3 separate regions of the Homo sapiens genome follow, and regions 2 and 3 are each linked to region 1. A link is a contact called in ENCODE Hi-C or POLR2A ChIA-PET data. All regions are on one chromosome and are shown on one strand. The core of a region is the stretch at or near the end of the contact, and the rest is flanking DNA. Distances in the headings are between cores, read along the strand shown. Region 1 overlaps NIFK-AS1 (NIFK antisense RNA 1). Region 2 has its middle 73 kb from the start of TFCP2L1. Region 3 overlaps CLASP1 (cytoplasmic linker associated protein 1).

What was found. Hi-C counts contacts between places; a loop is a spot of excess contacts on that map. ChIA-PET counts read pairs that join two places held with the same protein, here RNA polymerase II (POLR2A). Pooled maps may share reads with other maps.
Region 2: a pooled map shows a loop between it and region 1 (2.5-fold over the local background). The contact joins two enhancer-like sites. A Hi-C loop is called at or near these places in 1 of 50 pooled maps. POLR2A ChIA-PET finds 5 or more read pairs at or near these places in 2 of 52 experiments (HEK293 and WTC11).
Region 3: a loop to region 1 is called in a pooled map, with 5 times the contacts of the local background. The contact joins two enhancer-like sites. A Hi-C loop is called at or near these places in 1 of 168 maps with a recorded cell type or tissue (MCF 10A) and 6 of 50 pooled maps. POLR2A ChIA-PET finds 5 or more read pairs at or near these places in 3 of 52 experiments (Caco-2, T-cell and WTC11).

What each region holds. Positions count from the first base shown.
Region 1 is chr2:121,716,993-121,720,587 of GRCh38, forward strand. All of the region lies in intron 3 of NIFK-AS1 (NIFK antisense RNA 1), which reads left to right. Among named protein-coding and RNA genes, the nearest start is that of NIFK, 18 kb to the right of the region's middle. Within about 2 kb of position 1,904, at least 5 of the 41 ENCODE cell types and tissues checked have a DNase peak (open chromatin) inside an H3K27ac peak, as active enhancers do.
Region 2 is chr2:121,210,265-121,213,859 of GRCh38, forward strand. No RefSeq gene overlaps it. Among named protein-coding and RNA genes, the nearest start is that of TFCP2L1, 73 kb to the right of the region's middle. Within about 2 kb of position 1,572, at least 6 of the 41 ENCODE cell types and tissues checked have a DNase peak (open chromatin) inside an H3K27ac peak, as active enhancers do.
Region 3 is chr2:121,354,548-121,358,142 of GRCh38, forward strand. The region is part of intron 38 of CLASP1 (cytoplasmic linker associated protein 1); the gene reads right to left. Among named protein-coding and RNA genes, the nearest start is that of TFCP2L1, 71 kb to the left of the region's middle. Within about 2 kb of position 1,753, at least 7 of the 41 ENCODE cell types and tissues checked have a DNase peak (open chromatin) inside an H3K27ac peak, as active enhancers do.

The DNA.
Region 1 (3,595 bases), core at 654-3,153:
TCCTGACCTCAAGTGATCCATCCACCTCGGCCTCCCAAGTGTTGGGATTACAGGAGTGAGCCACTGCGCCCAGCCGAAACTTTCTTTTTACATAGAGCCATCATTTTAATACATACCTAAGAACATTATATGCACTGTATATAATTATATATAATTATTTGCTGGCCAGGGGCAGTGGCTCATGCCTGTAATCCTAGCAATTTGGGACACTGAGGCAGGAGGATCACTTGAGGCCAGGAATTCCAGACCAGCCTGGGCAACATACTGAGGACCCATTTCTAAAAAAAAAAAAAAGGTTGGGCTCGGTGGCTCACGCCCATAATCCCAGTACTTTGGGAGGTGGGCAGATCACCTGAGGTCAGTCAGGAGTTTGAGACCAGCCTGGTCAACATGGTGAAACCCCATTTCTACTAAAAATACAAAAAAATAGCCGGGCGTGGTGGCTACAGATGCCTGTAATCCCATCTACTTGGGAGGCTGAGGCAGGAGAATCACTTGAACCAGGGAGGCCGAGGTTGCAGTGAGCTGAGACCATGCCATTGCACTCCACCCTGGGTGACAAGAGCAAAACTCCGTCTCAAGAAAAAAAAAAAAATTAGCCGGGCCTCATGCAAGTTCCCATAGTTTCAGCTACTCAGGAGGCCAAGGTGGGAGGATCACCTTAGGCCAGGAGTTCGAGGCTGCAGTGAGCTATTATCATGCTACTGCACTCTAGCCAGGGCGACACAGTGAGATCCTGTCTCTAAAAACCAATACAAACCAAACCAAACCAAAACTGCTTTGGCCATGCACAGCGGCTCACGCCTATAATCCCAGCATTTTGGGAGGTCAAGGTGGGAGGACTGCTTGAGGCCAGGAATTGGAGACCAGCCTGGGCAATATAGTGAGACTCCATCTCTATATAAAATAAATAAATAAATAAATAATTTGCCCATAAATATTGTAAAATTAATCGAAGTTATATTTCTTCATCTTTATACACAAATTCATAAGGTAAATATTTTCATGGTTCATGTCATTGGAATGTTGTATTGCTGGTGACCCAAACCCATTTGGTAAATATATTTTCACCAATTGTCAATTATTGGAAAGATGTTTCCTAAGCACCAAATTGCTTAAGGGGCATTTGATAGTGGTAGTTTCTGTCCTGTAGTAGTGTAGACATTGGTGGGCTGAGGCCGGGCGCAGTGGCTCACACCTGTAATCCCAGCACTCTGGGAGGCCGAGGCAGGTGGATCACCTGAGGTCACGAGTTCAAGACCAGCCTGGCCAACATGGTGAAACCCCGTCTGTACTAAAAATACAAAATTAGCCAGGTGTCGTGTCGGGTGCTTGTAATCTCAGCTATTCAGGAGGCTGAGGCAGGAGAATCGCTTGAACCTGGGAGGCGGAAGCTGCAGTGAACCGAGATCGCACCAGTGCACTCCAGCCTGGGTAAAAGAGTGAGACTCCAGCCGTGCACAGTGGCTCATGCCTGTAATCACAGTACTTTGGGAGGCCGAGGCGGGTGGATCACCTGAGGTCAGGAGTTCAAGACCAGCCTGGCCAATGTGGTGAAGCCCCATCTCTACTAAAAAGGCAAAAATTGGCTGGGCGTGGTGGCAGGCACCTGTAATCCCAGCTACTCGGGAGGCTGAGGTAGGAGAGTTACTTGAGCCCAGGAGATGGAGGTTGCAGTGAGCCGAGATTGCGCTACTGCACTCCAGCCTGGGCAACAGAGCAAGACTCCATCTCAAAAAAAAAAAAGTTAACACTAGGGTATAAACCCCTTTAATAATTTTGGATTTTTGCCAATCTCTTTAAGTGCAATGAGTTAACTGTAGATTTTCTCTGCCTGCTTCAACCTTCTCAGAAGCTGGGACCTCAGGTTCATGCCACCGTGCCAGGCTGACTGTAAATTTCAAGTGCCTGGGATCTATTGCCACCTAGCGTTATATTGCTCTGAGTTATTTCAAGGCTGAGCATTTAAGAATAGAAATCTTGTTAGCCTTCTTCATTCCATGTGTGTCCCAGTGCCCCATTTCTGCTCCCAATTCATAAAGTCACTAGGTCCCTCTACCAATAACTTGGAGAAGAAAAACAAAACAGCAAAAAAGGAAAGTCAGCCAGGCGCGGTGGCTCACGCCTGTAATCCCAGCACTTTGGGAGGCTGAGGTGGGTGGATCACTCGAGGTCAGGAGTTTGAAACCATCCTGGCTAACATGGTGAAGCCCTGTCTCTATTAAAAATACAAAAGTTAGCCAAGTGTGGGGGCAGGCGCCTGTAATCCCAGCGACTCGGGAGGCTGAGGCAGGAGAATCGCTTGAACCAGGGAGGTGAGGGTTGCAGTGAGCTGAGATCACACTACTGCACTCCAGCCTAGGCATCACAGCGAGACTGTCTCAAAAAAAACAACAACAACAAAGGAAAGTCACTAGGTCTTGTCTTTTACTTCTCCCTGTTTTTTGTTTGTTTATTTTTAGAGAGGGGGGTCTTGCTCTCTTACCCAGATTGGAGTGCAGTGGTCCCCTCCAGTGCTCACTGGTGTCTCAAACTCCTGGGCTCACGCAATCCTTCCATCTCATCTCAGCCTCCCAAAGTGCTGGGATGACAGGCGTGAAGCATTGACCCCAGCCCTTTTCCTTTCCATGGCCACGAATAATCTAGCATTTATGCTAATCTCACTGAAAGTAAACTTTAAGAACTTGAGTCAGTTCAACTGGGTCACCATAGACAATCTGTGGGCAAGCTACCTAAGCTCCCTGGGCTTCAGTTTACTCATCTGCAACATTACATATGCAAACATGTAATAAACATTAATTATTATTGCATACTTCATGTTATGCCTGAGTCCTTTTTTTATTTTTATTTTTTGAGATGGAGTTTCGCCCTGTCACCCAGGCTGGAGTGCAGTGGCGCGATCTTGGCTCACTGCAACCTCTGCCTCCCAGGTTCAAGCAATTCTCCTGCCTCAGCCTCCCAAGTAGATGGGATTACAGGCACCCACCACCACGCGTGGCTAATTTTTTTGTATTTTTAGCAGACAAGGGGTTTCCCCCATGCTGGCCAGGCTGGTCTTGAACTCCTGACCTCATGATCCGCCTGCCTCAGCCTCCCAAAGTGCTGGGATTACAGGTATGAGCCCCTGTGCCCGGCCGCCTGAGTCCTTAAATGGAGTACAAGCGTTGAAAAGTCATTATTACTTCCTATTTTATGGTCAAAAGGCAGAAATTAGGTTTCTCTATGACAATTCAGGCTGATTGTTTTAAGAGATTTTTCTTTTTTTTGGGTCAGTCTTGCTCTGTCACCCAGGCTGGAGTACAGTGGCATGATCTCAGCTTACTGCAACCTTGGCTTCCCAGGTTCAAGTGATTCTCCTGCCTCAGCCTCCTGAGTAGCTGGGATTACAGGCATGTGCCACCACGCCTGGCTGATTTTTTTTTTTTTTTTTGACACAGAATTTCACTCCAGTTGCCCAGGCTGGAGTGTGGTGGCATGATCTTGGCTCACTGCAACCTCTGCCTCCCGGGTTCCAGCGATTCTCCTGCCTCAGCCTCCTGAGTAGCTGGGATTACAGGTGCCCACCACCACAGCCAGCTAATCTTTGTACTTTTAG
Region 2 (3,595 bases), core at 322-2,821, 510 kb before region 1:
CTGTCTCAAAAAAGAAAAGAAAAGAAAAATGCAACTCAAGGAGGTGGTTATAATTTGGGACTTATATACCATGTTAATAGGGGAAGAGGGAAGAGAAGGACCATTTTACTTTTAGGAAAGATAAATGGCCCCTAGGAGAACAGATGGCAGCTAGGACAGTTTTGCAACTATGTCTGTTCTGGTGATTTCTTATCTTGGTGCCAGTGCTGACTTCTTGAATTCTTGTATTTGGTGATAGGAGTCCATCTCTCTGGTTTTGAAAGTTCCAGGGAAAGGATTTCTGGCAGCTGAATTCTTTTGGGAGCCTCTGCTTTTAGGCAGATTAAGGGGAATAAAAAAATAAAAAAATAAAAAAATAAACCAGAAAACCCTCTTCAGTGTGGTACATCCTGGATCCCTTCAGACAAGGCACGGGCAATACCTGGCTGGGGGAGCCCCTCACAGGCCTCCTCCTGCCGGCCCACACCACATCCCTGTGCCCATGTTTGTCCTCTTCCCAATCCCTACTGCCCCATCCGAACTCACTGTCCTCTGTCCCCATTCTCTCTGTGCTAAGGTGACACGTCACCATATAGCAGCTTGCCCCCTGCCGGCACAGGCTCCCTTCACCGCTGCTTTCAGGTCCCAGTCCCTCGTTTGCCCAGCACCTCTTGCTATCTCTTACTCATTCAACAAACACTCCTAGCAGGCTTCTCCCTGCCAGGCCCTGGGCTGGATTCCAGAGTGGCAGCGATCAGGCAGACCAAACTCTGTCTCTAGGAGCTCCTCCCAGTGGGAGAGGCGGACAGAAAGATGGACAGTTACAGCCTAGGCACAGGAGCCCATGGGAGCTCAGAGGAAGAGCCCAGAGGAAGAGTAAGGCCCAGCAAGTTCTGTGAGCTGTTGGTGCCAGGAAAGAGCTGGGCCTGCCCCTGATACTCAAAAAGCATATGTGAACAAAGGGAATGGAGGGAGAGGAGGAGAAAGAAGGGATGACAGGAGGAAGGGAGGGAAGTTGGTCGATTTTCCTCATCCACCTTTCTCCTCTCTGGACTAGTGTTTGGGGCCAGCTCCTCCCCCACTCCAATGTCAACCTCTGGGCTTATCAGATATTTCAATAGCTGCTCTGGCCTGATAAGCCCTCTCCAGATAACCCCTTTCTCTTGTAATTGAGTTTAAATATTGTTCCACCCAATCAAGGCAGGTTAATATTCAACCCAACCTAGCTCTGGAAGCCTCCTGGCCACCAGATTCTTCCCTGGGCGAGGCAACCTGGGGCTGAGCAGGGCTGGAGCAAGCAGGGCGTGCAGTCTTCCCCCAAAGCATGTTTATCAGAGGGTTTGGGAATGGGGGGCGGGAGGGGACTGTCTAGACCTGGGTCCGCCCCTGGTGGGTCCAAGGAACAGTGTCCAAGCCAAGCCTAAGGGCCTGCGCTTCCTGGCTGGAGGACCAGGGGAAAGCCAGCTTTGTTCCAGCAGAGGCTCAGCTGGGAGAACCTGCCCAGACACCCTTCCCTTGAGGATTCTGCTTTGCACCTTAGAGTGTCCTCAGGCTGCCAGGATCCTCCAGAGCCATATGGCTGATTTCCTCCTCTCACCCACAGGAGTGATTCCCTCAGGCTCCTCAGGGTTTGGTCCTCGTGAGTCAGCCTCCCAGGGCCTATCCTGTCTGACACACTCCAGGTGGAATCTTCAGCCTACCCGGTAGAGGCCCAAACAGTGCATGCACCTGCTTCCCACTGGTGACTTTCACGGGTCTTCCATGTGGACAGCCCCAGTCAGCGATGTGGGAGCCGCCACAGCCCAGGACTTCCAGAAGCAGAAGCGCTGAGTGTGGCTACTCACCTGACCCAGGGCAGAGAGTGGGGTCGAGAGCCAGTGGCATCCACACCTGTACCCGGGAGGCCCCTCTGGTTCCGTGTGTGTGTGTGTGTCTGTGTGCATGTGTGTGTGTGTGTCTGTTGGGGGGTGGGAGGGTCATCAACAGGTTTCACTACTCAAATCATCTTCCCCTACAGGGAGGCGCAGAGGATCCCATAGCTACCAGCCAGCTGTCAGGCTCTGGGTCACCTTTGTGTCATTGGACCCTAACATTCTCTAGTCCCCCTCTGTCCCACCCCACCCGAGTGAGTCACTATCCCTCTTGGAGGTTCCTCCCCAGAAAGAGAGGGCAGGTGCCTCCAGGCCAGCAGCAACAGCCCCCGGGGGAACCTGTTAGGAATGCACATTCTCAGACCCGCACCCCACCACTGAATGGGAGACTGCGGGCGGGGAACCCCCGCAGTGCAGTGCAGGTGGCTTTCCGGCCCTCCTGAAGATTCCGATGCACTGGGACACCACCCAGCCACTACAAGCCATGAATAAAAGCCTCCTGCCTCTCACCGCTTTAATATGTGCCGGGGCCATTCCAAGCTCTTGAAGTAAATTCAGCTCATTTACTCGTTATAATCGTCCTGCGAGGCAGGCACGAGTATTAGTCCTCGTGGACTAATTTTACGGATGAGGCAAGCAAAACAGAAAAGTTAGGCGACCTTGGGCAAGGTCACACAGCCGGAGGCTGAATGAGAAGCTAGGCAGTTCTCCGCTACATCAGGGGCTCCCGAAGTGTGGTCCCTGGACAAACGGTGTTAGCATCACCTGGGGACTTCTTAGAAATACAAATTCCCAGGCCCCCGATCAGACCCACCGAGCCGAGGGCCCAGCCATCTTTAGAACAAGCCCTCCAGTTTCAGAACCACAGTGCTGCACCCCGCTGCCTGAAGAGACATCCTGGGAAATAGCCGGAAAGCCTCACGCCCGCATCATGGCTGGGGGGGAGGGGGGTGGTTTGCTGGAAATAGACCACGTTGCAGGGCGGCTGCCGGCTCCTGCCCACCGGGAGGCCGAGGACAGCGACCCGAGCCGCACCTGCGCTGGGGCCTGCCGAGCTCTCGCAGTTTGAATGGAAAGGAAGAAGCCTTTGCTGTGGGCCCATGCTGCTCTGGGCCTCGGCTGCTGCGAGGTGCTGCCGAGTTCACACCATCCCACTCTTGTGTCCTAGCTCACCTCTAGTTTCTCTGTTGGGGCAGAGGCTGTGCAGGCGGATGGGGCAGCCAGCAGCCATACCAGAAGGAAAGACGGTGGTACAGGGGAACTCTTGGGCCCTGAGCTTGCCAGGCTCCCTAGTTCCACTCTGAGCTCTTGAACCCAATCCCGTTGCTATTGACTGAATGCTTGTGTTCCCTCCCCCGCTTCCGATGTTGAAGCCTAACCTCCAAGGTGATGGTACATGCAGGTGGGGCCTTTGGGAGGTATGAGGCCATGAGGGTGGAGCCCGCATGAATGGGGTTAATGCCCTTGTAAAAGAGGCCCTAGGGAGCTTGTTTGCCCCTTCCTAGGAGGCAGGCCCTCTCCAGCCTCTGGATCTGCCAGCGCCTTGACCTTGGACACCTCACCTTCAGAACGGACAGAAATACCTTTCTGTTGTTTATAAGCCACCTAGTTTACTTATGGCATTCTGTTACAGCAGCTCGCATGGGCTAAGACAGCCATCACGTACCCTCTCAGCCTAAGGACCTGCCACGCTGTTTCCCACTGCACTTAGAACACAGACCGGACCCTCCTGCTCCCATATGGTC
Region 3 (3,595 bases), core at 503-3,002, 360 kb before region 1:
TAATCTGGCCTAGCAATGAAACCATGCTCAGAAACTGCTGGCTTTCTAGTGCAAGAAATTACTGCCCAAGTATCATAACACACCAGCCTGAAAGCTAAGGAACTTTTAGGCCTCTGTTTTCAAAACCTGGAGAAAGAAACAAAAGGTCAGAAAACACCGGATTCTGTAGCGTATCAAAATTAGAAAGCACTGATGCACAGGAGTCAATATCTGAGGTCCCCTGGGAGGTGGGAAGCAGCTCAGTGGGTGGAAAGAACACGGCTCTGGAGACAGGATTCAAGAGTCAGCAGCATTGCTTTCCAGGCTTGACAGGAGCAAGCTAAGGCCTCCTGGTGCTCTTCGGGGTTGCAACGAGGATTAGTGAGGCCAGGTAACTGATTGCCGGGTTCGTGGTGAGAACTCGTGGTTTTCCTTCTCTCCTCCCCATCTCCTGCACTCTATTGCCCTTCAGGTTAAAGTGAATTATCCTACAGAGAGCTGCTGGGAAAAAAGGCTGTTTCAGATCTGCTGAGCTGAAACCCAAACCCAAGGAGCCCTTCATCTTACAAAAATCCAGGAATTCTGGATGTGGCCTGCATGAAGCATTTGGTGAAATGTATCTATTATTTTATTTTATTTTGAGACAGAGTCTTGCTCTGTTGCCCAGGCTGGAGTGCAGTGGCGCCATCTTGGTGGGTTCAAGCGATTCTCCTGCCTCAGCCTCCGAGTAGCTGGGACTACAGGCGCACACCACCACGCCTAGCTAATTTTTTTGTATTTTTAGTAGAGACAGGGTTTCACCAAGTTGGCCAGGCTGGTCTCAAACTCCTGACCTCAAGTGATCTGCCCACCTCGGCCTCCCAAAGTGTTGGGATTACCGGTGTGAGCCACCACGCCCGGATGATCAAATGTATCTAATGTGGATGAGGGCTTTGGTTCTAAAATGTCTGAAAATAAAATGTCAGAAGCTGCACATTAAGATGGGTAGTTTGAGGCCCTCTTTTTCACTGGGGTTAGAGAAAGTTTCCCAAGACAGACGCTGGTTTTGGCAAGGGAGGTAGGTGTTCTCAACTTCCCTCTATATGCCAAACCCCTGGCTTTGGCAAGCTGCCTGAATCAGGGTGAACTTCAGGTTTTGCCCCTGTGTTCTATGTAACATAAGAAGCAAAGATTATAAATGTAAGCAAACAGAGAGCAAAAGTCAACATGGGCAGCAGAAACAAAGGAAGACAACACCACTTAGTACACAAGGTGGCCAGAAGTGGCAAGGATTTAGAAAGGGGTGAGGGACTATTCAAAGAGGACAGGATCAAAAAGACTTCTGGGTTATAATCTGCCTTGAAGTCATCAAAAACTATTCCAATTCTGCTACAGTCTCATTAGAAACACAGCACTCCTTCACCTTTCAAAGTCAGTGAAGTAATAGTGTCTAGCTAAGAAAAGCGTAATTTTCACATCTAGCTTTTTAAAATTGGATCATTACTCAGAATACTGGTGAATGTTTGCTTAAAGGTTTCTTTTAGCACAAAGTTTTCAAAATTTGGATTGCATGTTTTTTAGGTTCACAAGGTTTGATCTGGCTCTGTCACAGACACACCAGAATAACTGGTTGAGTCAAAAAAAAAAAGCAAAGGTCCAGGAACAACAGTGGCTGGAATCAAAGAACTCTTCATAGCAGCGTCTTGAGCTTAGCTACTCAATCGTGTGGAAGCTAAGGAAGAGTTTAGCGCCACCTTCTGGGAAAGGCCAGAAAGACCTTAAAAAATTGGATTGACCCTGAGTTTAAGTATCCACCAGTAGACTGGGGAAAAACGACCAATGCCCCAGATTGGCACTGACATGGTCCTGGGATTTACAACGGAGTGCCAGCATGGCCCTGAACCTGGGACGAGAGTCCTCACTTAGCTAGGCTCAGTACCAGAGGGAGGGGAGAAGAAAAGTTCCAGGCTATAAGTCTGGAGACCTGAGTTTTGGCTCTGGTTCTGGCATCAACTAGCCAAGCGAGCTTGGGGTAAATTTCTTCACTTTCTATGCCTCGGTTTTCCTCATCAGTAAAACGAAAGGGAGAATCTGAATCAATTATTTTAAAAGTATTTCAGATTATAAAATCTTATCATCCAACTCTACCTGATGAGTCTTTTCCCCTGAAAAATGTGCATGCACAAAATTCCAGGAAGCTTTGAAGATCTTGAGAAGTAGTGTCTGTATGAAATGACCTCTAACAAGACAGTCATCACATCCTTGCCTGGAAAAGGAGATTCAGGGCAACACAATGGATATCTTCAAATGTGGTCAGGTTCTTAGGTGGGAGATTTATTCTGTTCTACTCTAAGGGGTAGAACTAGGGCCAACAGGGACAAATGATGAGAAGGAGTGGAAAGAGGGGCTGGGAGCCCAGGAGGTGGTGTGTCCTGCTGTCCTGGAGATGCTGCAGAGGCTGGGCTGGCCTCTCAGGAGGTGCTCAGCATCAGATGGGAAGCTGGGCAGCACGTTTAAGGCTTCTCTTTGGCATTCTAATTCCGGTATCCATCTCTAAAAACCCATGGCATTTCCTAGCCTAACGCTGACAATGTACCGGCTACCCCAGCACAAATATAGACGGATTCCAAACAAAGCAGTAGTCAAAAAATACAAGTCGTATTTTTGACTGGTGTTTTAGAGTTTACTCAATTGCATTTAATAGCTTCTTCGGTGTATTTAGAGAAATGCAGTTATATCTGCTTTATGTAGAATTTTAAAAACTTGACAACAATTCTATTCAAAATCAGTCTACTTTCTTCAATGGAAGAGTATAAAAAGGATACTATCTTCAATTTTCAACAATGTCAACCACCTTACCTCACTTGACTTTAATGCTAGCCTCTCAGCGCAGGGTATAAAACACCTGCCCCCCACCTCCCACCCAGCATACAAGTGCTTTAGATATCCAGAGTGTCTATGACTTGTCCACAATCACAGCCCCCGAGCTGGCAAAAGCAGCATGTGAACCCAGGCCTTCAAACCCCAAACTCAAAGGTTTTGACATTAAGTTATGGCTCTTTCTGAAGCTACAAGAACTAAAGGGCAGGTGTCACATCTGGCTCCTTGAGAGTCAGTTCATCAGCGAGGCAGAACTACTCCCCTACCTATGAATAACAGCAGGAGCAGCCGCCACCACAGCTGCCACTCAGAAATAGACACTGTGCCTGGCACTTTACAAGCCTGTGAGGTGGGCTATGTTTCTCCACTCGACACAGAGAATATGAGGGCTCACAAAATGGTAAGTCTCCTGCCATCTTGGCTCAGCAGGGTTCAACCCAGGAGTGTCTTCCAAGCCCATGCCCCCTCCCTTGGCCACATGGCCTTGGCTCCTAGCTAAAGTTCTCTCCCTATGTGCTCCTTTTCAGCCCATCTCAGGTTCTAACTCCCTAAGGAACTCTTCCTTGACTATTCTAGCCCACTCCTAAACTCCTGGTGTATTTCACTTTGAACCACACGACTCTGCTTTAACCTCAACTAAACCGTAAGGACCTTGAAGACTACAGTACACCACTACCCATCAATCATCAAACATTTATTGGAGTTTGTGCTGTTAGTATGACTGCTGGCTCAGTAACTTGGAATCTCTCAATGAAGC